3 separate regions of the Homo sapiens genome follow, and regions 1 and 2 are each linked to region 3. A link is a loop called in an ENCODE intact Hi-C map of the cell type or tissue named here. Cell type or tissue: dorsolateral prefrontal cortex. All regions are shown on one strand. Region 1 has its middle 140 kb from the start of CAVIN4. Region 2 has its middle 24 kb from the start of CAVIN4. Region 3 overlaps PLPPR1 (phospholipid phosphatase related 1).

Region 1 (8,000 bases), 520 kb before region 3:
TATCACAAGGACAGCACAGGAGAGACCTGCCCTCATGATTCAATCATCTCTCACTGGGTTCCTTCCCACAATATGTGGGAATTATGGAAGCTCCAAGGTGAGATTTGTGTGGGGACACAGGGCTAAACCATATTGTTCTGCCCGGCCCCTGTAAAATCTCATATCTGCACATTTCAAAACCAATTATGCCTTCCCAACAGTCCCCCAAACTCTCAACTCATTTCAGCATTAACTCAAAAGTCCACAGCCAAAGTCTCATCTGAGACAAGGCAAGTCCCTTCCTCCTATGACCCTGTAAAATCAAAAGCAAGTTAGTTCCTTCCTAGATACAATGGGGATACAGGCATTGGGTAAATACAGCCATTCCAAATGGGAGAAATTGGCTGAAACAAAGGGGCTAAAGGCCCCAGGCAAGTCTGAAATCCAGTAGAGCAGTCAAATCTTAAAGCTCAAAGTGATCACCTTTGATTCCATGTCTCACATCCAGGTCCGCTGATGCAAGAGGTGGATTCCCATGGTCTTGGGGAGCTCTGCCCCTGTGCTTTGCAGGGTACAGCCTCCCTCCTGGCTGCTTTCATGGACTGATGTTGAGTGTCTGAATCTTTTCCAGGTGCACAGTGCAAACTTTTGGTGGATCTACCATTCTGGGAGCACAGTGCAAACTGTTGGTGGATCTATCATTCTGGGGTCTGGAGGATGGTGGCCGTCTTCTCACAGCTCCACTAAGTGGTATCCCAGTAGTGACTCTGTGGGGGGGCTCCAACCCCACATTTCCCTTCCATACTGCCCTAGCAGAGGTTCTCCATGAGGGCCCCACCCCTGCAGCAAACTTCTGCCTGGGCATCCAGGCATTTCCATACATCCTCTGAAATCTAGGTGGAGGTTCCTAAACCTCAATGCTTGATTTCTGTGCACCTGCAGGCTCAACACCATGTGGAAGCTGCCAAAGCTTGGGGCTTCCACCCTCTGAAGCCACGGCCTGAGCTCTATGTTGGCCCATTTCAGCCATGGCTGGGGCAGCTGGGACACAGGGCACGAAGTGCCTAGGCTGCACACAGCATGGGGACCTTGGGCCTGGCCCCCGAAACCACTTTTTCCTCCTAGGCCTCTGGGCCTGTGGTGGGAGGGGCTGCTGCAAAGGTCTCTGACAGTTGGAGATAGTTTCCCCATTGTCTTGGTGATTAACGTTTGGCTCCTCATTACTTATGCAAATTTCTGCAGCTCACTTGAATTTTTCCTCAGAAAATGGGATTTTCTTTTCTATTGCATTGTCAGGCTGCAAATTTTCTAAACTTTTATGCTCTGTTTCCCTTTTGAAACTGAATGCCTTTAACAGCGTCCAACTTTCCTCTTGAATGCTTTGTTGCTTAGAAATTTCTTCCACCATATACCCTAAATCATCTCTCTCAAGTTCAAAGCTCCACAAATCTCTAGGGCAGGGGCAAAATGCTGCCAGTCTTTTTGCTAAAAAATAACAAGAGTCACCTTTGCTCCAGTTCCCAATAAGTTCCTCATCTCCATCTGACACCACCTCAGCCTAAATTTCATTGTCCATATCATTATCAGCATTTTGGTAAAAGCCATTCAACAAGTCTCTAGGGAGTTCCAAACTTTCTCACATTTTCCTCTTCTTCTGAGCCCTCCAAACTGTTCCAACCTCTGCCTGTTACTTAGTTTCAAGGTTGCTTCCACATTTTTGGGTATCTTTTCAGCAGTGTCCCACTCTACTGGTACCAATTTATTGTGTTAGTCTGTTTTCATGCTCCTGATAAAGTCATACCTGAGATTGGGCAATTTACAAAAGAAAGAGGTTTATTGGACTTCCAGTTCCACATGGCTGGGGAGGCCTCACAATCATGGCAGAAGGATGAGCAAGTCACATCTTACATGGATGGCAGCAGGCAAAAAGAGAGCAGAGAAACTCCCATTTTAAAAACCATCAGAACTCGTGAGACCCACTCACTCTCACGAGAACAGCATTGAAAAGACCTACCCCCATGATTCAATCATCTCCCACTGGGTCCTTCCCACAACAAGTGGGAATTATGGGAGCTACAAGATGAGATTTGGGTGGGGACACAGAGCCAAACCATATCACTATTACACGAGTCAGAATATCCTTGTCTATATAGTGAAAATGTAATACTTGTCTCCCTTCTTCAGAAAAAGGCAGTGTAGCCCAATGGTTGAGAGAAATGATTTCTGTAGTCATATGGGCCAGTGTTCAAGTCTTAGCTCTGCAACTTAATACAGTGTGACTCTGGGAAATTTCCTTAATCTTTCTGAGGCTCAGTTTCCTCATCTAGACAATGGAGAAAATAATAATACTTATAGGGTTGTTATGAAGATGAAATCCAGCCATTATTTTATGTGCTTAGTATAATACTGGGCATATTGTGTGTTTCCTCAACTAACTGTGGCATATTTATGCATCTACAGGTACATATTTGTGAAGATCAAATAAAATATACACAAAATTGGTTTATAAGTGATAAAGAGCTATTCAGATGTGCTGGCATCATTAGCTGAGCATTCTAGTATATTTTTTGAGCCCAGACTTTGAGTTAAAACCTCCTGGGGACCTGAATAAAGCAACCATTGAGCCACTAGATCCACAGGAAGGCCTACCCTTTTCCACCCTCTGTCTCTGGCCCCAATACCACCCTCCATCTACTGTGCAGCCACTGTATTCTAGGCCCTGTGCTTTGCCTTCCTTGTTATTAACCCCCACAACAGTCCTTCAAGATAGATATGATAATTCATGTTTTGTAGATGAAACGGAGCTTAGCTCTTTTAAGTAACTTGTTTTATCATTGTATAGCTCTTACATTAGGGAATTAAGGTGAAAACACAAGTTGCTCTGGTGTTAAAGTACATGCATTTTTCACCGTACCATGTCTTCAAACAACAGTGGCAAACCAGACCGACTTGTACTTTGTCCTGGATCTGACGCTCCCACACCCTAGCAACTCTAGGTACGTTGGCTTACCACTAGAGGATAGGTTTCTTCATACATGAAATGACAGTAGCAAGACCTACCCTATAGGAATTTGTAAGTATTAAACAGAAAAGCATATAGTCAGTGATAATAAAGAATATTTCTTCATATTTTGTCTTCTGGTACTTTCCATCTCCCAAGGGTTGCTGGAGAGCCGCTCCTCCTTCCCTAGGCCAGCAGGGGGCAGTAGAGACCATAAAGGATCTGACCCAACCAGGAGGATCTCCTTAACCAACTGCCTCTGGGATCCTCCACCACTGTCTGGAATCTGAATTCGATCAGGTCCTTGGTAGTCTCTGATTCTGGCTCTTGGAATAGAAAAGAAGGAAAAACCTGTTATACACAATAACAGACACAGCTATCACAACAATAGTAATCCTTAGTGCTTGCGTTAAGACTCCAAATAGAAAGTTTTTATATTATACAGGAAGCGATTCACGTTGGCCCGGGGTTAGCAGTTTCATTAACCTCATGAAGACGTTAATATCATTAGGAAGGCAGAAAGAGAAAACCTTCAACTCCTCCATTAGACCCAATTACAGAGCGCTGCTGCACAAAGGAGGCTGCTGCCGAGCTTGTCTGTGCTCAGGCTCGCAGCCGCAGTGATCCCATTAGATTGCCACTCACTGAAGTCATTAAAGCAGCCTCATTTGTGGTAAGAAACCATCATTCCCGAAATAGGTTGCTTTCAAGAAATGAATATGGGTAAGTGATAATGATGACAAATTAACACAAGATGATAAAGTAAATGCAAATGCAGGCTGGGCCAAACATTGATAGATGGAGCTGGGGGTGGTATATCCCAGTTGCTCTATTTGTGCTTGATTTCTTACAACAACACTATGAGATCGCATTATTTAAGTTTTTATTCTGATTTATCTGGCTCTGCTCCCACTTGCTGTCATGAACCCCTGCAAAGTCCTCTCTATGTTTTTCTGATAGTTCTCAAAGGCAGCAGCAGTGCAGAGCATGTCATGTGTATGACGAAGAAGTACGACCAGTTTCCACATGGTGTGCATGGTTTTATTCCCTTTCTCCTGATCTCAGGTGCCCATATACAGGGGTCAGTTACTCCCACTGGCCACGGTCCCCTCTGCTCTGTAAGGTGGCTGTTGCTTCTGCTGGTTATTTCTGTGGATGCTCTCCAGCTCTGGAGGTGCCAAACCTGTGGTGGTTTATGTGCAAGTGTGTGTGTGTGTGTGTGTGAGAGAGAGAGAATGTGTGTGTGTGTGTGTGTGCATGTGTGTGTGTGTGAAGGTATGCCTCTTCCTTTTTTTTTTTTTTGAGATGGAGTTTTGCTCTGTCGCCCAGGCTGGAGTGCAGTGGTGTGATCTTGGCTCACTGCAACCTCTGCCTCCCAGGTTCAAGTGATTCTCCTGCCTCAGCCTCCTGAGTAGCTGAGATTAGAGGCGCATGCCTCCACATCCAGCTAATTTTTGTATTTTTAGTAGAGACAGGGTTTCACCGTGTTGGCCGGGCTGGTCTCCAACTCCTGACCTCAGGTGATCCACCCATCTTGGCCTCCCAAAGTGCTGGGATTACAGGTGTGAGCCACCGCACCTGGCCACCTCTTCTCTTTTTAAAAAGAATCACATCCTCCTAGATACCCTCAACACAGTACTGAGAGGCCCCTGGGTTCTTTATGAAAATAGACCTCTTTTTGTCCACCCTGCCAATATATCATTCTTCAAGATTGAGTCTAGATATCCTATTATCCAGGAAGTCTTCCCCAAGCACCCACATTGCTATGTGAGTATCTTCCATCCCTTTATGCCCTCAAACTACTCTGCTTGCTGCTATCTTGGCATAGGATATCAACAACAGTCTAATGGGGCAGATGACACATGACTCCTTGTGGGCAGGGTATGACTTACTCACCTTTGTATCCCCAGCACCTAGGAAACTGCCTAGCCCACAGTAGGTGCTGAATCTGTGTTTATGAAGTGAGCTTATTTCCTCTTTGTCTTTGAGATTTCTTTACCACTGGTCCCTCCCCTGATCCCACCCCAGCCCCTAGCATTCTAACTTTCTCTAGTCAGCTCTTTCTGGTACCTGCCTTCTTTGGCATGATACCCTGAATGCCTGTTTTTACCTAGGGCTCTGGATTTGTGGTTTGGTTTTGAATTGTTCACTAGGTTTTAAACCAATACTTTTTTTTGGATGCTGTATTACTTTCCTAGGGCTGCCATAACAAAGTACAACAAACTGGGTGGTTTACGCATCAGACACTTGTTGTCTCACTTTTCTAGTGGCTAGAAGTCTGAAATTAGGGTGTCAACAGGGTTGGTTCCTTCTGAGGGCTGTGAGGGAGGCATCTCCAGGCCTCTCCGCTAGCTTCTGGCATTCCTCAGCATGTAGATATTTACCCCGTGACTTCACATTGTCTTCCCTTTGTAAGTGTCTTTGTGTCCAAATGTCTCCTTTTCATAAGAACTCCAGTCATATTAGATTAGGGCTCACCCTAATGACTTCACCTTAATTTGATCATCTTAAAGAACATATTTCTAAACAAGTGCAATGGTGTGATCTTGGCTCACTGCAACCTCTGCCTCCCGGGTTCAAGCGATTCTCCTGCCTCAGCCTCCTGAGTAGCTGGGATTATAGGCGCATGCCTATAATTCCAGCTGTGAATATAATATATTCACAGATACTAGGGGACAAGACTTCAACATTTTTTGGGGGGTACAATTCAACCCATAACAGATGCCTCATCTAGTAGCACCTCAATGGTAAATGGCACCACGCAGCTGGCCCAGGTTTCACCAAAGCTTCCCATGGCAGCTTCTGTTTTTCAAGAGGGAGTTCACATGGTATCCAATAGTTGCTAGTTCACTTTCCTTTTCTATATTCTCAAGGAGAATGCAGTACTCAAACTAGGAGGTATTTTTAATCTTTCACTCTTTAAGTAAACTGGGCTGTACATTTATTTTGAGAAGTGAAAAAAAATTTGCTCATTGGCATTGGCATCCAGCTAAAATCAAGTTCAGTAATGCCCCAGGCTATTCAAAGCTTTTGTGCCTGTGACCTATTTGTGGGAAGATAATGTATTAATAATTGTAATGTTATAGCAGCCTCCTGATAATATATTCCAATATTTTATTGGTTTGCTATCTCTGAAAGGACTGGGAACCCCCTGAATAATTCCACTGAGGCGGGATAATCTTAGAAAGTCTCTGAACAGCAGTGAGTCAGCCAGAATAAGCCTGTCTGGCACAATCCACAGGGATCCCCTCAAGAGAGAAAACAAAGTCAAAAGTAGCAGAAACAACTGAGTGGAAGAAGTGAAACCAGTGGAAGATTTAGCCAATTTCCATGGCAGATTTAAGTCACTGGTTTAATGTTGGTCGAAGAGGTGTTCTTGGAGTTGCCTGCATTACGTTGCTTCTCATTTCGATGCTTAGTTTATGAAACATTTATGTGTCTTTTCATGTATTGTTAGTTTCCTCCCCTTTTACTCCCTGGAATGAGAGTCACAAGAGAGGCTACAGAAGAGGTAGTAGCCCCTTCATATCTGATGCAGACATGCAAGTTTTCAGTCCCTTACTGTAAGTTATGCCTTTATGCTACTTGCTTTCAATCCTGGCAATGCCACCATAGATTCTGCTGCAATTGGTCTTGGCTGGGTCGGGGAATAGTGCTTTTTAAGAGCAGCACTGGTGATTCTAATATGTAGCCAATGTTGAGAACCATGCCCTCCATCTTTTTGGCTTGTTTGCTTTGAAAGACAGAAGAGCAAAATTAGGGGAATATTTGCAGTGTAAGGTCTATCTATATTCCTCCAGGACACACATGCCCCTCTCTATCCCCTATCCTTAACTAGGCACATTCATGAAGCAAAAATTCCCTGTACCTCATCATGGCCACGGGCATGAGGGAATGATGCTGGATCATGACCTTAAAGGAACCATGCAGCTCTATGGGCATGAAGAAGCCATGCAGTATGATGGCCATGAGGGAACCATGAGGCTCCATGGGCATGAGGAACCATGCAGCTCCATGGCCATAAGGGAATCATGCAGCTACAGGGCCATGAGGAGCCATGCAGCTTCATGTGCATGAGGTAGTATGCAGCTCCAAGGGCATGAGGAAACCATGCAACAATATGGGCATGGGGGAACCATGCAGCCTCTTGAGCTTGAGAAAATCATGTGGCACCATGTGCATGAGGAAACTGGGTAGCTCCATGTGCCTGAGGAAACTATGCAGCTCTGTGGGCATAAGAGAACCACGACGCTACATGTGCATGAAGGAACCATGCAGCTCCATAGCCATGAGGAAACAATGTGGCACCACGACCATGAGGAAACCACGTGGCTCCATGGGCATGAGGGAACCATGCGGCTCCATGGGCATGAGGGAACCATGCAGCTCCATGGGCATGAGGACACCATGTAGTATCATGGGCATGAGGGAACCATGCAGCTATGTGTCCATAAGAGAACTATGCAGCTTCATAGGCATGAGGAAATTATGCAGCTCCATGGGGATGTGGAAACCATGCAGCTCTATGTCCATGAGAAAACCATGAAGCTCCATGGGCATAAGGAAACCAAGCAGCACCACGTACATCAGGAACCATGGAGCATCATGACAATGAGGAATCCATGCAGCTCCATGGTCATGAGGGGACCATGGGGCACCATGGTTATGAGGAAACTATGCAGCACCATGGGCTGAGGAAACCAGGCAACTCCATGGGCATAAGGAAATCATAGCTCCATGGCTATAAGAACAGCAAGCAGCTGCATGGCTAGAAGGAAATAATGCAGTACCATGATAGTTGATTACTGTTCACAACTTTTAGTACATCTGGTAGTCTGAGCCTTTAGATACTGCATATCCATTTCCTAGTTGAATTAACTTTTATTTCATGTCTTTTAAACTGGGTTCTTGCCTTTTGACTGGATTGGTAAGTTACTGGACCATCTAAGCCTTTTTCCTTATCAGAAACAGTGTCTTTCTTCCTCTGTATTGTGAAATGAGTGCAAATAGCCTGAATGTA
Region 2 (8,000 bases), 630 kb before region 3:
AACAAAATTAATCCTGGAGAGGAAGAACCAAATCTCAGGCGCCAGAAGTGACGGAAGCAGGTAACAACAGCCACAATTTATTATGCTCTTTATTTAAGGCAAGGAACTTTAAGTACTTTAACCCTCACAACAAATCTACTCTCGAATACCACGCACCTGGCCGGAGCTGGTGGGGCTGCGGAGGCCTGGCCTCTCTCCCTGGAGCCCCGCCCAGTCCCCAGGTAGGCGGGGGAGCGTACGCTTCCGGCAGGACAGGGTGGTTCCAGAACCCACCGCTCGCTCTCTTGAAACCGGCTCCGCGGGCAGGAGGAGGGAATTTTGCATTTCCCGCAGTAAGCGCGCCGGGGCCGGGGAGGAGCCACATGAAAAGCGCTAATGGCGTAACGCATGCGCGCCGCGGAGAGCCGGTGCAGAGCCGGCGCAGGCGCCGAGGTCTGCGGGGCGGGTGTTCTCTTCCCGTCTCCGTCAGCATCCAGGTTCAGCGCCCGGCTTGAGTCCGGTTTGTTTTGTAGGAATTCCTGTTAATTCCTGTCGCAGTCTAGCCGTCTACCAATAGGAAATTTGTTAAAATATAGTGATGTACATATGATGGGCTATTTTCGCAGCTCCACTCACGCAAACCAGAAATGTAAATTATTCCCTTGTCTTGGTCTCCTTATAGTTGAAAAATTATTCTCTCCTGGCACTGTTTTATTTATGGCTGGCGACTGAGCTGTTTAAGCTTTGCAGTTTCTGTCTCGTTGGTTGAATTAGACTTACGAACAAATTGTCCATATGATGACAAGAGGGCAATGATGACTGAGTTTTTCCTGGGCCAAGCGGGTCAGTGGTAGGGAGTTGGCTACTTGGAAAAAAATTCTCCTTAAGACACTTCCTCTCGAAGGTGAGAGCTCAGCAGAAGGGGATTGGGGCCTCACTGTCAGATGCGTAAGTTGAGGGGGTTGTCGTCAGGAGTCCGCTGGAGGGGAGGCATTGCTTGAGGAAACTTTGAAAGGGCTCCACAAGAAAAAAAAAATCAGCCTTCAGAATTTGCCACACCTGAAAGGCACCATTGTGCCTCCAGATTTCTTGGATGGGAATCAAACAGCAGTGCACTGCATCCCTTGGACTGCAAGCTCCCTGAGTGGTCCCTCAGAGGCCCTCTTTGGTAAGCTTGAGGTTAGAAGCAGGCCCCTCACACCACCTCCTTTGGTTGCGGGTTCAGCAGATCTCTCCAAAGGATCCTCACTTGACCTCTCTTCCCATCTCTATTCTTTGACCTCATATCTTCTTTATGGACAGATAATGAATTCAAGGTTTTAGCCAAGTCCTGCTTTGCAAATCCACCAGGATGGTCTGTTTCACTACTGATTCTGAGATATGGATTCACACTTCCAAATGAGAAGAATTTTAGTTTGGTACTGCAGCATTATGCAAACCAACCTACAAGCAGGCAACACTTTCATGGAACAAAAGAGCTTACTCAACTCTTAGAAACCACGACTACCCCTACATTCAGATTTGTCGAAATCCTGGTTCCACCAACCAGCAGAACTCAATTCTAAGCGATTCTTTCTCAGCACACTTCCTATGTGTGCCATTATATTGAGAGAGCTGAATTCAGAGGAGTATCAGGAGAGGGAAACTGTTCTTTTCCCACTGACCATCTCAGGCATATTCTTACAACTTCTTTCGTCACTCTCAGATAATAAAAATTTTTCTAGTTACTTTTAGACCCAAAGTAATCTTATTTGAGTTATGAAAATTCCAGTCCAATATCAAAATCATATAACAACTTTCTCTATCCAATTGTAAACTCTCCACCTTCAGTGAAGTCTTAAAAAAAATTAAACCATGCCAAAGGGTTTATTTAAAAAGCAATCGTCAGTAGTCATTTGCCCTACTTCTGTCTCCAGCCACGGTTCCACTGCCTAGAGGAAGCCATTCTAAACGCTTATTTTTGTGTTTAGTAAATTATAGTTGTTGATAAATTTACGTTAACCCTGGCTTCTCAGTAGGAGCTCAGGTTCTGCCACTTGGCGATTTAATGTTTGGGAGACGTGAGAGATGACTCAGAGACATGCTGTGACATTTCATCTCCTCACCTGGACTCCCCTCCACCCATTTTCTTGAGATAGCAGGTAGCTCGAAGGCCTGTATGAAGCCCCAAAAGGCCAGGATTGCTGGCTGTCAGCCAAAAGGCCTTATCACAAGCCATGCTCGCTGTTGTCTAGTAATTTTTTAGATCCAAAGGCCTGCCCTTGTGGGCCTGGCTTTGACAGTGTTTGTTTGCATGGATTAGGGAGTGGCTTTTGTTGGAACTGATGTTCTTGTTAAGCCTGGCAAGTCTGTCTCTTGGGAGCAACACTACTCCTTTGCCTTTTGTATACAAAGAATGGACTCCACACAGCTGGTGCTGCCAATCTCTTGTCTTACGACCCGTGTATGACAGCTGACTCTCCTTGGTCTCTTAGCCATACTTTTCGAGGCAGCTCTTCTGCAAGGTCAGTGAGCACAGGGACATAAGCCATGCTATTTGGTGTCCTTCCCATAATCCATTGGGAACTTGCTCATGTATTTGCTCCAGAACCTATAGGTTATTATCTCCTTTTCTTCCCTCTCCTGGGCTACTTAAGCACCCCCTAAGTGGTTTATTTGCATCCACTTTTACTCTTCTTCTAGAAAGCTCTCCATATAAGAGGCCAATGTTTACTGGTTATCAATTTATGGCCCCTCAGTTTCAAATCCACTCTGCATTGCCTTCTTTGGCTGGGCCCTTTAAATATGTTTCCTTTGCCACCTGGCATGTTGCTAAGCTTTGTCAGCAGAGGGCACTGGAGAGACACTGGAGGAGGAAGGAGTTTTCTCTCCTAGTTGGGCTGTATGGCTCTCTGGCTCTCTGCAGCCTCCTGCAGTGTGCATAGATTTCCCAGGGCCCACCTCCTGTGGGCAGCTTCACAGGTGCCAGGCTCCTAAGCCCAGCTCCTGTAGTGCATCATGGCCAGCAGCACCCAGTGGCCAGAAGCTTCCTGTGGCATGCTCTTGGGCAGTTTCATTATGGAGTGTCTCTGGAGAGTTACCTCCTTTTGAATGGCTTTCCCTGGTACCCTAGAGGGTGCATTTTTCAGTAAGTTCCACCACTGAGACTTCTGTGTTGTCCAGTAAGCCACGGCCATGGCGTCTCCAACAAGCTCCAGATCTCAGTAGGAGGCTCCTCCTCGGTTAGTGGCAGTTCCTTGTATCGGCTATGCTTGGAATTCTTTCTCTCTCTTGTCTCCAGTTTTCTTTATTTCCCACAGACCATCCCTTGTGACTCCAATTTCCTGTTAAAAAGCTAATAATCTTTGATGTTAAATTTTCCCTGTTCAAATTGCTGCATAGTTTCTGTTTCCTGATTGGACCCTGACTGATACAGGGTGTGATCTTTTTTGAAATGTAAACCTGATTCTGTCACTCTGCCTTGCATAAACTGTTTTATAGGTTCACTCTGATTATGGGATAAATAAAAAACACCTCCTTTTATGCCTTCTGAGGCCCTGCACCATCTGGCCCCTCTTTACCTCCTGGCCTTATCTCATACCAGAGTCCCCCCTAGCTTTTCTCCACCACATGGTTTTTACAGTTACTGCTTCTCTCTCTGGAGTCATCTTCTCTCACTTGTTCACCTGGCAAATCCCTACTCATCTCAGACCTCAGTTGAATCGTCTTATTCTCAGGGATGTCTTCTCCACCTTTCCTGCCTAGGCTGAATCCACTTTATCCACTTTCCAAGCATGATGGACAGCTCCTTCAGACCATTTTTCACAGCTGTAATTTTATATATGTTCGTGTAATTTTTCGGATTAATATCTATCTTTTCTTCTACAGTTGTAAGCTCCCTGAGGGCAAGGGACTATTGCTTTCTTGCCTCCCTGTAGAGCCCCTGTGTCTAGCATATGTTACAAAGAGCCTGTTACAAAGCAGGTATTCCAGCTTGTTCCAGTCTTGGTCCAGTGATTTTCCTGTCCATATTCCAATTTGCCACAAGATGGCAGGCTAAGCTACTCTGGTACTTGATATCCTTTGAGAAAGAAGTGGCACTTCAGGTTAAAATGCCTTTGAGTCGGGAGATCTCTTTGAAGTGAGTGTGATTGAGTCACTTAATACAGAAGACTTCTCTGAAAACATCCTCTGCATCTTCACTTCTTCACTGACCCAGAGGAACTGTATGGAATACTGTCAAGCAAGACAGCTTCTCTTCTGCTTGCTTGAGAGGCTACTGCATGATTTAGGAAACAGTTTTAGGGAAAGCACAAGAACCCTGTGCTCTGAAAATAGGGACACATAGGGAATATAATATTCACTGCTCTTTGTCTCACACTTTGTTTTGTCACTTTGTGACACTTTGTGTCACACACAGTTTTTGAACTGTGAGTTCTAAAAGAAAGGCCTAGAGAAAGAGGTCAGCAAACAATGGCCCTAGGGCTAAATTTCTCTCTCTACCTGCTTTTGTGAATGAAGTTTAATCGGCGCACAGCCATGCCCATTTGTTGGCATATCTTAAGTCTTTTGCACAACTATGAATAATTATTGTTACCAGAAAGGGGTCCCAATCCAGGCCCCAAGAGAGGATTCTTGGATCTCATGCAGGAAAGAATTCCAGTCGAGTCCATAGAGAAAAGTGAAAGCAAGTTCATTAAAAAAGTAAAGGAATAAAGAATGGCTACTCCATAGGCAGAGCAGGGCATTCCCGAAAGCAAGAGGAGGGATGCACCCAACTAGGTACACTTCTTGTTTATATTATGGGGAGAGGCGTTCTACTACAAGGGTTTGTGATATGGTTTTTCTGTGTCCCCACCCAAATCTCATCTTGAATTCCCAAATGTTGTGGGAGGGATCTGGTGAGGTAATTGAATCATGGGGCAGATCTTTCCCATGCTGTTCTTGTGATAGTGAATGGGTCTCACAAAATCTGATGGTTTTGAAAATGGGAGTTTCTCTGCACAAGCTCTGTTTTTGTTTGCTACCATCCACATAAGATGTGACTTTTCCTCCTTGCCTTCCGCCACGATTTTGAGGCCTCCCCAGCCATGTGGAACTGTAAGTCCATTAAACCTCTTTCTTTTATAAATTGCTCAGTCTGAGGCATGTCTTTATCAGCAATGTGAAGATGGACTAATACAGTTTGTGATAAAGGATTAATTTTCTTAATTACTATATTTTGCAGCAATTGATATTATTATCTTTAAAGCAAAATTACGAATGCTTCTGTTCTCAAGATATTGGGATATCAGGACATTCCTGAGTCTAGGTCTGTTTAGTAGATGTTACCAATTTGTTCCCTTAACCATAAGCATCTGGAGGCTAGGAATACCTAAGTTCCTGGGAATGCAGCCCAGCGAGTCCCAGCCTCATTTTACCCAGCCCCTATTCAAGATGGAGTTGCTCTGGTTCAAATGCCTCTAACATTACGACAGAGACCATATGTTCTGCAAAGCCAAAAATAATATCTGACCCTATAAAGACAAAGTTTGTGAACTTCTGGTCTAGATGGATATAAACTTTTTAGAAGCCTTAATATCTGGTTAGCATTTAACTGACTTTTCATGAAAAATAGTGATTTGACCCTTTTGGGGAAAGACTTGATTTCCTTCTGGGAAGCAAACGTTCTGGGTAGAATGATATAGATTCTTAAGGTTTCTTAGAAATGGAAATATAAATCAGAATTATATTTATAAATTCATTTCAGGAATTAAATATTCAAGTGTGCTATATCTTTTTCTCTTTTAAGTGGGAAAAAATGGGCCTATATGATGTGAATTCCTTATAGTTTCTTAGCATACTTTCCCACAGCGGGACTAGTAAGTCACTGTTATACTAATTACAGTATTCCCACCTTATCTGTAGTTTTGCCTTCTGCAGTTTCAGTTACCTGTGGTCAACCACAGTACAAAAATATTAAATGGAAAATTCCAGAAACAAACAATTCATAAGTTTTAAGTTGAGCACTGTGCTAGTAGCATGATGAAATCTCACGCTGTCCTGCTTCCTTACTTCATTTCATCATGTAGGCATTTTATCATTTCACATCAACACAAGAAGGGTGAGTATAGTACAGTAAGATATTTAGAGAGAGGGCATATCCACATAACTTTTATTACAGTATGTACACACACACACACACACACACACACACACACACACACACACATATATATTTATTTTGAGACAGAATCTTGCTTTGTTACCCAAGCTGGAGTGTAGTGGCACAATCTTGGCTTACCGCAACCTCCACCTCCTGGGTTCAAGCGATTTCTTGTGCCTCAGCCTCTGAGTTGCTAGAATTACAGGTGTGCACCATCACGCCTGGCTAATTTTTGTATTTTTAGTACAGATGGGGTTTTGCCATGTTGGCCATGCTGGTCTCGAACTCCTTGCCTCAAGTAATCCATCCTCAAGTAATCTTGGCCTCCCAAAATGCTGGATTACAGGCATGAGCCACCGTGCCTGGCCTATTACAGTATATTGTTATAATTGTTCTACTATATTATTGTTTTTAATCTCTTACAGTGCATAATTTGTGAATTAAACTCTATTGTATGTATAGGAAAAAAGATAGGATATATAGGGTTCAGTACTATTCATGATTTCTGGCATCCACAGGGGATCTTGGAATGCATCCCTTGCAGATAAGGGGGGGACTACAGTACTTCATTTGTCAAGATACTGATCAAAGGCCCTGTACTTCTATAGCTATTTACCTTTCATTCAAAAAGTATTCTTGGCATGGATGGTGTGCTTATTTATGAATTTGTAAGTACTCAGACATTGCTGAGTCGGAATAAGGTTAATTCATTTTGCAAATTTTACATAATCCACTTTAAATCCACTTTATTCAGAACCTCTTCCTGCCAAACATTTTGAGGAGGTAATGGATATTCCTTACCATTTCTTAGTGTTCTTATAAAAACAGGCAAATCAGAATCAAGCCAATTATCTTTGAGCATACACAGATAAGAGATTAGCTGGACCCTGTTAGGTCCCCTTAGTTTAGGCAGATGATTGCTATGGCTCAACAAGAGGGTCTGTTCCCCGGCAAGGTCTGCAGAAAGAAGCTGCCAGAAGGAGAATTCTGTGCTCATGAATATTTGTGAGAACAAAGCAGGCAGGCTGTCTATCCTCCCCTTAATGGTGCCTTTTTTGTAGAAAGTTTTTCAGGCATATAGGGGAATCTCTTTTTTATAGTCCAAAGTAATTATGCAATCAGATTTCCTATCTACCAAAGGATTGGGCATGGAAGGGTTTTAGAGACATATATTGTAGTTAAATGTATTTTAAAAATATTATATGTTATTTCAGAACCTTTTTTCCTTTGTTTGTAATGTATGGCTATAATTATTTACATGATACATATTTATGGGATTTTAGTGTTTAACTCCAGTTCTTGGTTGTTGCAGGGTTCTTAATGTTGATTTATGCTTCAGCATGCTGATTTCTTCAAGCACTTTAAACAATGAAGGTATTTGTGTTATATATTTCACACATTTTCTGCACACTTGCCTTTATGAGAGTATCTTTGCTTTTGTACATATAAAAAAGTGGGTGTAACATTTTGATTCACAACCATTCCTTGAAAAAGAAACCACTATAATAATAGTGTTGAAGGGCAATTAAAAATATATAAAATCATGACTTTCATACAGATATAAAATGAACATGTATAAAGAGTTTATTTAACTTATTAATTAATGAAGGAGGCAGTTAAAATGTTACAGTTGGTTCAAAGGGAAATTAAAAGAACCACACATTATATAGGAAAATAAAGAATACTGGAATGAATTTACAAATAGATGTAAAACAGATCTATCTATGAGGGAAAAATCAATGATGTTCTAGAGAAAATTAATTTACATTTTTATGGACAGAAATAATTTACATTGTTTTCTATTTTCTACAACTTACAGAGTTGTAAAATAGCTCAAAGATGATGAAAGGTTAATATAACCTGGAAGGGTGTGCTAGACAGACACTTAGTAATTTCT
Region 3 (8,000 bases):
TGGCCTGAAGTCTCCTGGCTATAAATGAGATCGTTTGTTTTTTTTTTTTTTAGTTTTGGTTTCTTTCTACCCCCAAGCAGGTTAAGCCATATACATCAAGCAGAGATTTAGCACAAATTCTCCTATTGCAAGAGTTTAATTTTCTCAGGTACTTTTGAAAATGGAGGAAGATTCCACATTGTTTTTTAAAATGTCTTATGTGATTATCCTATTGATTGGGGCTAACCAAGGCTCTTTTCAATTGCAAAACAAATCTGATGACCTTTTTCTTTCGAATTTGTTTAATGGCTTTGAAAATGTTACTACAAAAGTCAAAATGTCTTGAGTTTACTACCCAGGGAATTCTCACCCTTGACAAAGATTCATTTGTGTCACCACAATAATAAAACCCATATATTAGAGAAACATCAAAGTATACTTTATTTTATTTTAGTGAACTTTGCTCATTGTTGATTCACTTGCTTTAAAGTAGTCGATTTTCCTTCCTGTTGCTGTATGCAGCATCAGAGAGAAAACCAAGTTTATGCTAATCCATATTGACACAAATATTCTGAATTTCTCTCATTATCTTCCTTACATATTTTTACTTTTTCTATCTTATACTTCAAACTCCCTATTCTTGATCATCAAATTATGTGGCCTGGTTAAATGTAATTTTCAAAGCATTACACTTTCAAAGGTAAATTTTAAAATCACATACAAACACACATTTCAGCACTTTTATGCTTGCAGAAGCATATTGCCGTGGAAAAAGGCCTAAGTGCAGCCACAAGTGAATGAACAAAATATTTGAGTACAGTTAGTGACAGGAAGTTGAACTGATTTGTGGGAGGCCAATTTTTCTGGTGCCGTTTTATTTTTTTAATGTCTTCGAAAGTAAACAACTGATTATCCAAAAGCATTCTTTGCAGGTCTTTGAGCCTCACTGAGAAATTCTGGAATATATCTCATCTGCTCTCCTGGTTCTGCAAAAACTGGTTCAAGTAGACCAGTGGCCTTGGAGTGTCTGTTCTCACTGTGGTGCTAGTGTCACTGGGACAACTGGGCAACTGGGCATCATGACATAAAAAGGCTACATGTTATTGCTCCTAAATTGTTCTGTTTGGGGAGCTTTTTTCAGGTTAAGTAGATAATTGTATCCTCTTCCTCCTCTTTTTTTTTTTTCTTAAAAAGAGAAAAAAAATAATGAAGAAATTGGGGTTAAAGAGTAACAAGCAATTTGTCCAAGGTCATAGGTCTAATGAGTAGCAGAGCCTGGACCTTCTGATTACAAATCTGCTTTTTGTACTGCTCAGCACTGATTCACATATCACAATAGCCTTGGGCCTATAATCACATCCCTAGTTGCCTGCCTGCTGAGCTACATCTGTGTTTTCATGGAGAGATTAGAATTATACCAGCATTTCAACCCCATCACTACCTTGCCCTAGCTATGAGGTCTTGGGCAAGTTATTTTTTCTCTGTGAACCTCAGTTTCCTCAATCAGTAAAATGGGTATAAAGGCACTCAACATTACGAGGGGCTTTTAAAGAAAATGTCCGGTTGTTCATAGGTACCTAAAGACTTCCCTTTATCTTATTAACTTTCTTTTGGCTTATCTGACTCCAGCTAAAATAAATATGTGTCTGATCCTACACTGAACAACTTTCTTACCTGATCCAATCACCGAAACTTCCCCATTCAGGTCAGCATCTGAGCACTTCAGATTCCAAACCTGTGTTGGAATATACGTCTCATACATAGGACTAATCTTTCCAAATAGACTTGAGTTAGCTTTCAAAGGACATTTAGATTAAGCCCAGAATCTTTTTCTGAACTGAAATGTAACTGCTACTCAACATATATTTCATTTACCAACAGATGGCTGCATTTAATTCTGTTTACTACCATAACAAGCTTCTCTAAACATAGACATGCCAAACTGGAGGTAGGTGTGTGATTTTAGGGCCATTCTTCATTTACTTCTGAAAGTGTAATGATTAAAAAATTATTTTGTAACTGGGGAAAATGGAATAATGTTTACAAAAAGAGAAAGTTTGAATCACAATCTTAAAATGAAAGTGAGCTCATCAGAAGGGTTGATGGTGGTAGAGATGGTACCCTGTGCCTTGGGCCCTACCAGAATGACCCAACGGGGATGGGAGTTGTCATGGCTTTAATGTTTGTCCCCTTCAAAATTCATAGTGAAATTTAATTGCCATTGTAACAGTATTAAGACGTAGGACTTTTGAGATGATTAGGCCATGAAGGCTCCACCTTCATGGGTGGGATTGGTGCATTATATAAAGACAAACTTGGCCCTCTCTTGCTATTGCTCTTTCTCTCACCTTCTGACATGTAATGTTTTAGCAAGAAGGTCCTTACCAGATCCCAGCTCCTTGATATTGGACTTCTCACCCTCCAGGACTGTCCATTATAAGTCTCAGGTATTGTGATACAGCTGCACAAAATTATCTAAGACAGAAGTGGAGACCAGAATCTCAGGACCTCAGTTATTCAGAAAGTGGCCAGAACAACTTTGCATTGGAGGGTATGAGGAAGACAAAATTACCCTTTAAACATGGTTTGAAAATAATTTTTGGGCTTTGCCACCATGTAATTCCAAAGTCAGCTAAGGCTACTTGACCCTTTAATATCATTATAATACTGACTCAGTTCTCCATTCTGTACTTGCAGAGGTTCAGAGTACTACCCAAGATTTCTGTGAATTCTTGGGGTAGGGAGAAGGTGGTGAGAGGCAAGGAATGAGAGAAGGATTTACATTTACATGGTCTCCTCTAGGTTCATGGTCCTGATTCTGCATATTCAGCTTAGTTTGTGTGACTTCTCTGTCATTCAAGTTCTTATCCTTTTCCACGTGTCATCAACATGGAGCCAAGGTGTTGTTTTCTCCCCCCTACTGTTTGTAACATACACATACCCACTCACAAGGCAGTTGTTTGTAGAAAGTATAAGGAGAAGAGGGTGAGTTTACCTTGAAATGTTGCAAATAACTTCATATTTAGACATTTTAGTTCTAAAAAGTTTTCTCATCATGTGGAGAGTTTTAATGGCTACTTCACCTCCAGAGAACTATCTCAATGGCTTCCCACCTTTTCTCTCTCCCAATTTACAAATTTATAATTTATTAAAAATGCAGAGCCAATAGCCCTCCCTTTTATTGACTTGGTTCGTATCATGTCCTTAGGGTTTTACCTTCTCTCCAATCTCCAAGTGTATTTTTTTAAAAAAAAAACAAACAAAAATTCTATACCGTAATGCTATAAGGGCTTAAGTTGAGATATATATCTAAGGCATTAGAGAGAGAGAGATCTCAACTAGAAATTCCTGTTCCAGGAGTTCAGAATATGGCCCCATAGGCCAAGGCAAATTTAGACCAGAATACCTAGCCTTTGTCTGCCAATTACTTAGAAGTGACTTCATTGATTTGTGTTAAATAAATGAAGATAAAATCTGAATGAACCTTAAAAGTGGGTGAGAATTAGTCTGCCTTCTTATTCTCCAAATAGACTTAAATCAGAGAAATTTATTGATGTGTATCTGTGTTTAAATGTATCCTTACTTTTTGCTGTTTCTTAAGATTCAGAATTTCATTAAGTCTCAGGATTCTAATTTCTAAGTTATAAAACTAACATATTCTTGAGTACAGGGATTTTTTTAAAAAGCTGGGATATCAAGTTTTTCTATAAACTATGATAATTCATACATAATTATACCTGACATCTAGCATTTATATCATGGCAGATGTGGAAAGAATTGCATTTATTTTTGATGGTATTTAACAATCTTTCTATCCACGAAAAATTGTGGGTCTTGTGTGTCTAAGGTAAACAAGTGCAGCTCTTTAGCTCATCTCTGCATTCCACATTTGCATATTTTACTTTTTCCCCCGATTCCTTTCATGATTGTTTGACTTTGCCTATATGGGTAGAAGGGGAGAGGGAAGAACAGACCAGTATTTGTTGTACTGAATAAGTTTCGAACACAGGGAGAACTGTTTAATTTCACTCTCATGACGGTTAGATGGGAGCTGTAAGCATTAGTGATGCTAGTTCACCATGATGCAAATTCAGCTTTCTTCTCAATTCCTGAGATTGGAAGTGCTGAATCTGCAGCTGCTGTGATATTAGTCTCTCTTTAACAAAATTTTTTTAAAACCTCTAGCATCTTTCATTTATCTTGGAAAAACCAAATATGTACATGCTGTACTTTCATTTTCTAAAGTTTCATTTAGAACAGATGACATGTGAATTTTTTCCAAGAAAAAAAATAGTTTCTTATCTGCTTTGACTTGTTGATTATTTCTAAGTGCTCAATTACCGAGAGCACTTCTTGGGTCTAGCTCTTCTGCTGATAGAACAGCAATGCCCCCTACTGATAAATTTCTGAAAACCTTTCCTTAGAAAATGAGAACATAAACCTCTCACTTACAGGCACAGTATTCACCAGCTTCCTCTGAAAAAGACGTGTGCTTCTAGGCTCATCTTAGTGTGACTTATTAGCCTCTCATTAGTGTAATTTCCTGAATTAGTCTTTGCTAAAGCAGCTATGAAGTTATTCCATGCTTGGCTGGCTTTATAAAAAATAATTTTAAAGATGTCAGCAGAGCTTTATACCTGACAAAATGGGAACCAGAACTATTTGATTATAGTAATGTAATTCCTGTTACATTATATTTATATTTAGAGTGGGAGAGTTCCTCATAATACCTTCATATTTGTCTTACTGTTTCTTCAGTATTTATAGAATTTCTGGTAGAGAGACTTTAAAGCCTGTTGTTCTAGATTTACTTGAATGCCTTCTAGTATTCTCTCCATCAAGTAATTGCCAGGGTTGTGCTTGGTTTTCCCTAGCAATAGAAAACACACTACCTATCAAAGCAAACTATAGCATCTATCTTTAAACAATTCCAAAAAAAGTCAATGCAAATTTTTTTCTGTTTAACTTCCAAATACCTATTGGACCAATTTTACCCTCTGGCTGTTATATTAACTTTTGCTGTAACAAATCTAATTTCTCATAATTCTTCTAATATTTGAACAGAGGAATCACATCCTTCTCCTGGCATTCTTCTCTTCCCTAGGAAAAGTAATAACTATCAGAGAAAAGGCAAATATTTCTATAAATGTGGACCAAAGGACAGAATGCCAGTAGAATATATAATTCCTATTTTTAAATCATAGACTAATTGTTACCCTCTCTCTCTAAACTCACACACACACACACACACACACATTTTCTTCATAGTTACCATAATACACTTGAAAAAATGACCATCTTTTTTTTCCTTTTTTAGTTAACGTGTAATAACTGTACATATCTATGGGTTATAGTGATATTTTGATACATGTATACAACGTGTAATGATCAAATCAGGATAATTAGCAAATCTAATACTTTGAACATTTTTTTCTTTGCATGTGAACATTCAAAATCCTCTCCTCTATCTTTTTGAAAATATGTATTATTGTTAACCCTCAAAAGCAAATGTAACAAAACCAAAAACAGACAAATAGGACTTAATTAAACTACAAGCCTTCTGCATAGCAAAATAAATAATCAGTAAGCAAACAACCTATAGAATGGGAAGAAAATGTTTGCAAACTATATATCTGACAAAGTGTTAATATCCAGAATCTACAAGAAACTCAAGAAAAACAAACTCATTAAAATGTGGGTAAAGGACAGGAACAGGTATTTTTCAAAAGACAACATACAAGTGTATCTTTAAATGTGTGAAAAATGCTCAACATCACAAATCATCAGAGAAATGCAAATTAAAACCACAACAAGATACCATCTTACACCAGTCAGAATGGCTATTATTAAAAAGTCAAAAAACAATAGATGTTGGCTAGGATGTGGAGAAAAGAGAACACTTATACACTGTTGGTGGGAATGTAAATTAGTACAGCCTCTGTGGAAAACACAATGGAGATTTCCCAATAGAACTGAAAATAGAACCACCAAATGATCCAGCAATCTCACTACTGGGTGTCTACCCTAAGGAAAATAAATCATCACATAAAAAAAGATACCTGCGCTGTTATATTTATCACAGTACTATTTACAATAGCACAGTCATGGAATCAACTTAAGTGTTCATCAACTGATTGAATAAAGAAAGGTCGTGTGTGTGTGTGTGTGTGTATAGCAAAAATTAAGGACACATTAAACACAGATACACATCTATAAATTTCTCTGATTTAAGTCTCTTTGGAGAATAAGCCTATATATACATATAGGCTATATATATATTCCATTGTGTATTCCATTTTATAGATGAGTAGTATTCCATTGTGTGCATATATATATATACACACACACACACACAAAATTCCATCATATATATACATATATATATAGCCTATATATATAGTCTATATCTATATATGTGTGTGTATATAGCCTATATATATATATACATATAGGCTATATATATATTCCATTGTGTATTCCATTTTATAGATGAGTAGTATTCCATTGTGTGCATATATATATATATATATATGCTATATATGTGTGTGTGTATATATATATATACACACACATATATATATACACACATTTCTCTGATTTAAGGCTATTTGGAGAATAAGCCTATATATATATATATGCTATATATATATACACACACACACAGGCTATATAGCCTATATATATATATATATATATATATGCTTATTCTCCAAATAGACTTAAATCAGAGAAATGTGTATATATATATAGCCTATATATACGTGTGTGTGTATATATATACATATACATACATATATATAGCCTATATACGTGTGTGTATATATATACATATACACACATATATATACATATACACACATATATATACCCTATATATATGCCCTATATATATACCCTATATATATACCTATATATATACACCTCTCTATATATACCTATATAGAGAGAGGTATATATACACCCTATATATACATCCTATATACATACCCTATATATATATAGGGTATGTATATAGGATGTATATATACCTCTCTATATATAGAGGTGTATATATATATATGGGTATATATATAGGGTATATATATATGATGGAATTGTGTGTGTGTGTATATATATATATGCACACAATGGAATACTACTCATCTATAAAAAAGAATGAAAGAAAGTCTTTTAGCAACATACTTCGATGGAATTGGAGGCCATTATCCTAAGTGAAATAACTCAGAAACAAAGTCAAATACTGCATGTTCTCACTTGCAAGTGGGAGCTAATCAATGGGTACACATGGACGTAGAGAGTGGATTAATAGACATTGGAGACACTAAAAGGCGGAAAAATAGGAGGAGAGTGAGGGTTGAAAAATTACCTGTTGGGTGCAATGTCTGCTATTCAGATGATGGGTAGGCTAAAAGCCCAGACTTCACCTCTGTGCAATATATTCGTGTCACAAAACTGCACTTGTACTCCCTAAATACATAAAAATAAATTAAGATTATTGTTAGCCATACTTATACAGAACACCAGAAGTCATTCCTGCCATCTAGTTGTAGCTTTCTATTCATTAACCAACCTCTCTTTATCCTCCTTTCCTTCTTACCCTTCCAGCTTCTAACAATCGCAGTTCTATTTTCCCCTTCTATGAGCTCACTTTTTTTTTTTTTAGCTCCTACACATGCAGTGTTTCTCTTTCTGTGCCTGACTTAACATAATATCCTCAAGGCTTACTCATGCTGAATAAATAGCTGAATTTCATTGAGTGTGTGTGTGTGTGTGTGTGTGTGTGTACATATATACCATATTTTCTTTATGCATTTATTTGTTGGTGGACATTTAGGCAATTCTGTATCTTTGGTATTGTGATTAGAGTGGCAATAAACGTGGGGGTGCAGGTATCACTTCCATATACTTCCTTTCCTTTGGATGAATACCCAGTAGTGGGATGGCTGGATTGCATGGTAGTTTTATTTTTAGTTTTTTCAGAAAGTTCCATACTGTTTTCTACAATGGCTGTACTAATTTAC

Evidence for each region. Hi-C counts contacts between places; a loop is a spot of excess contacts. Peaks named below come from ENCODE experiments on the same cell type or tissue, not always from the same donor. Only the 100,000 strongest peaks of a DNase experiment are listed, where the experiment ranks them.
Region 1: it touches region 3 in a loop (14-fold over the local background); 48 of 110 quality-filtered maps call a loop at or near these places.
Region 2: a loop joins it to region 3, with 5 times the contacts of the local background. A loop is called at or near these places in 22 of 110 quality-filtered maps.

The regions. Positions count from the first base shown.
Region 1 is chr9:100,711,627-100,719,626 of GRCh38, forward strand. No RefSeq gene overlaps it. Among named protein-coding and RNA genes, the nearest start is that of CAVIN4, 140 kb to the left of the region's middle. In dorsolateral prefrontal cortex, CTCF peaks have their summits at 3,187 (motif pointing right) and 3,395; DNase peaks (open chromatin) are centred at 3,195 and 3,582; H3K4me3 peaks cover 952 bases.
Region 2 is chr9:100,598,532-100,606,531 of GRCh38, forward strand. No RefSeq gene overlaps it. Among named protein-coding and RNA genes, the nearest start is that of CAVIN4, 24 kb to the left of the region's middle. RefSeq lists an enhancer at 216-510. In dorsolateral prefrontal cortex, CTCF peaks have their summits at 365, 567, 2,804 (motif pointing right), 4,014 (motif pointing right) and 1 weaker place; DNase peaks (open chromatin) are centred at 390, 2,846 and 3,997; H3K4me3 peaks cover 1,080 bases; H3K27ac peaks cover 835 bases.
Region 3 is chr9:101,231,326-101,239,325 of GRCh38, forward strand. All of the region lies in intron 2 of PLPPR1 (phospholipid phosphatase related 1), which reads left to right. LOC105376182 (a long non-coding RNA gene) reads right to left here. Exons shown (of 4, transcript XR_930182.3): 2 at 7,346-7,446; 3 at 2,365-2,454. Among named protein-coding and RNA genes, the nearest start is that of BAAT, 150 kb to the right of the region's middle. In dorsolateral prefrontal cortex, CTCF peaks have their summits at 4,371 (motif pointing left) and 4,572; no DNase peak of the experiment used is centred here; H3K4me3 peaks cover 1,222 bases; H3K27ac peaks cover 5,452 bases.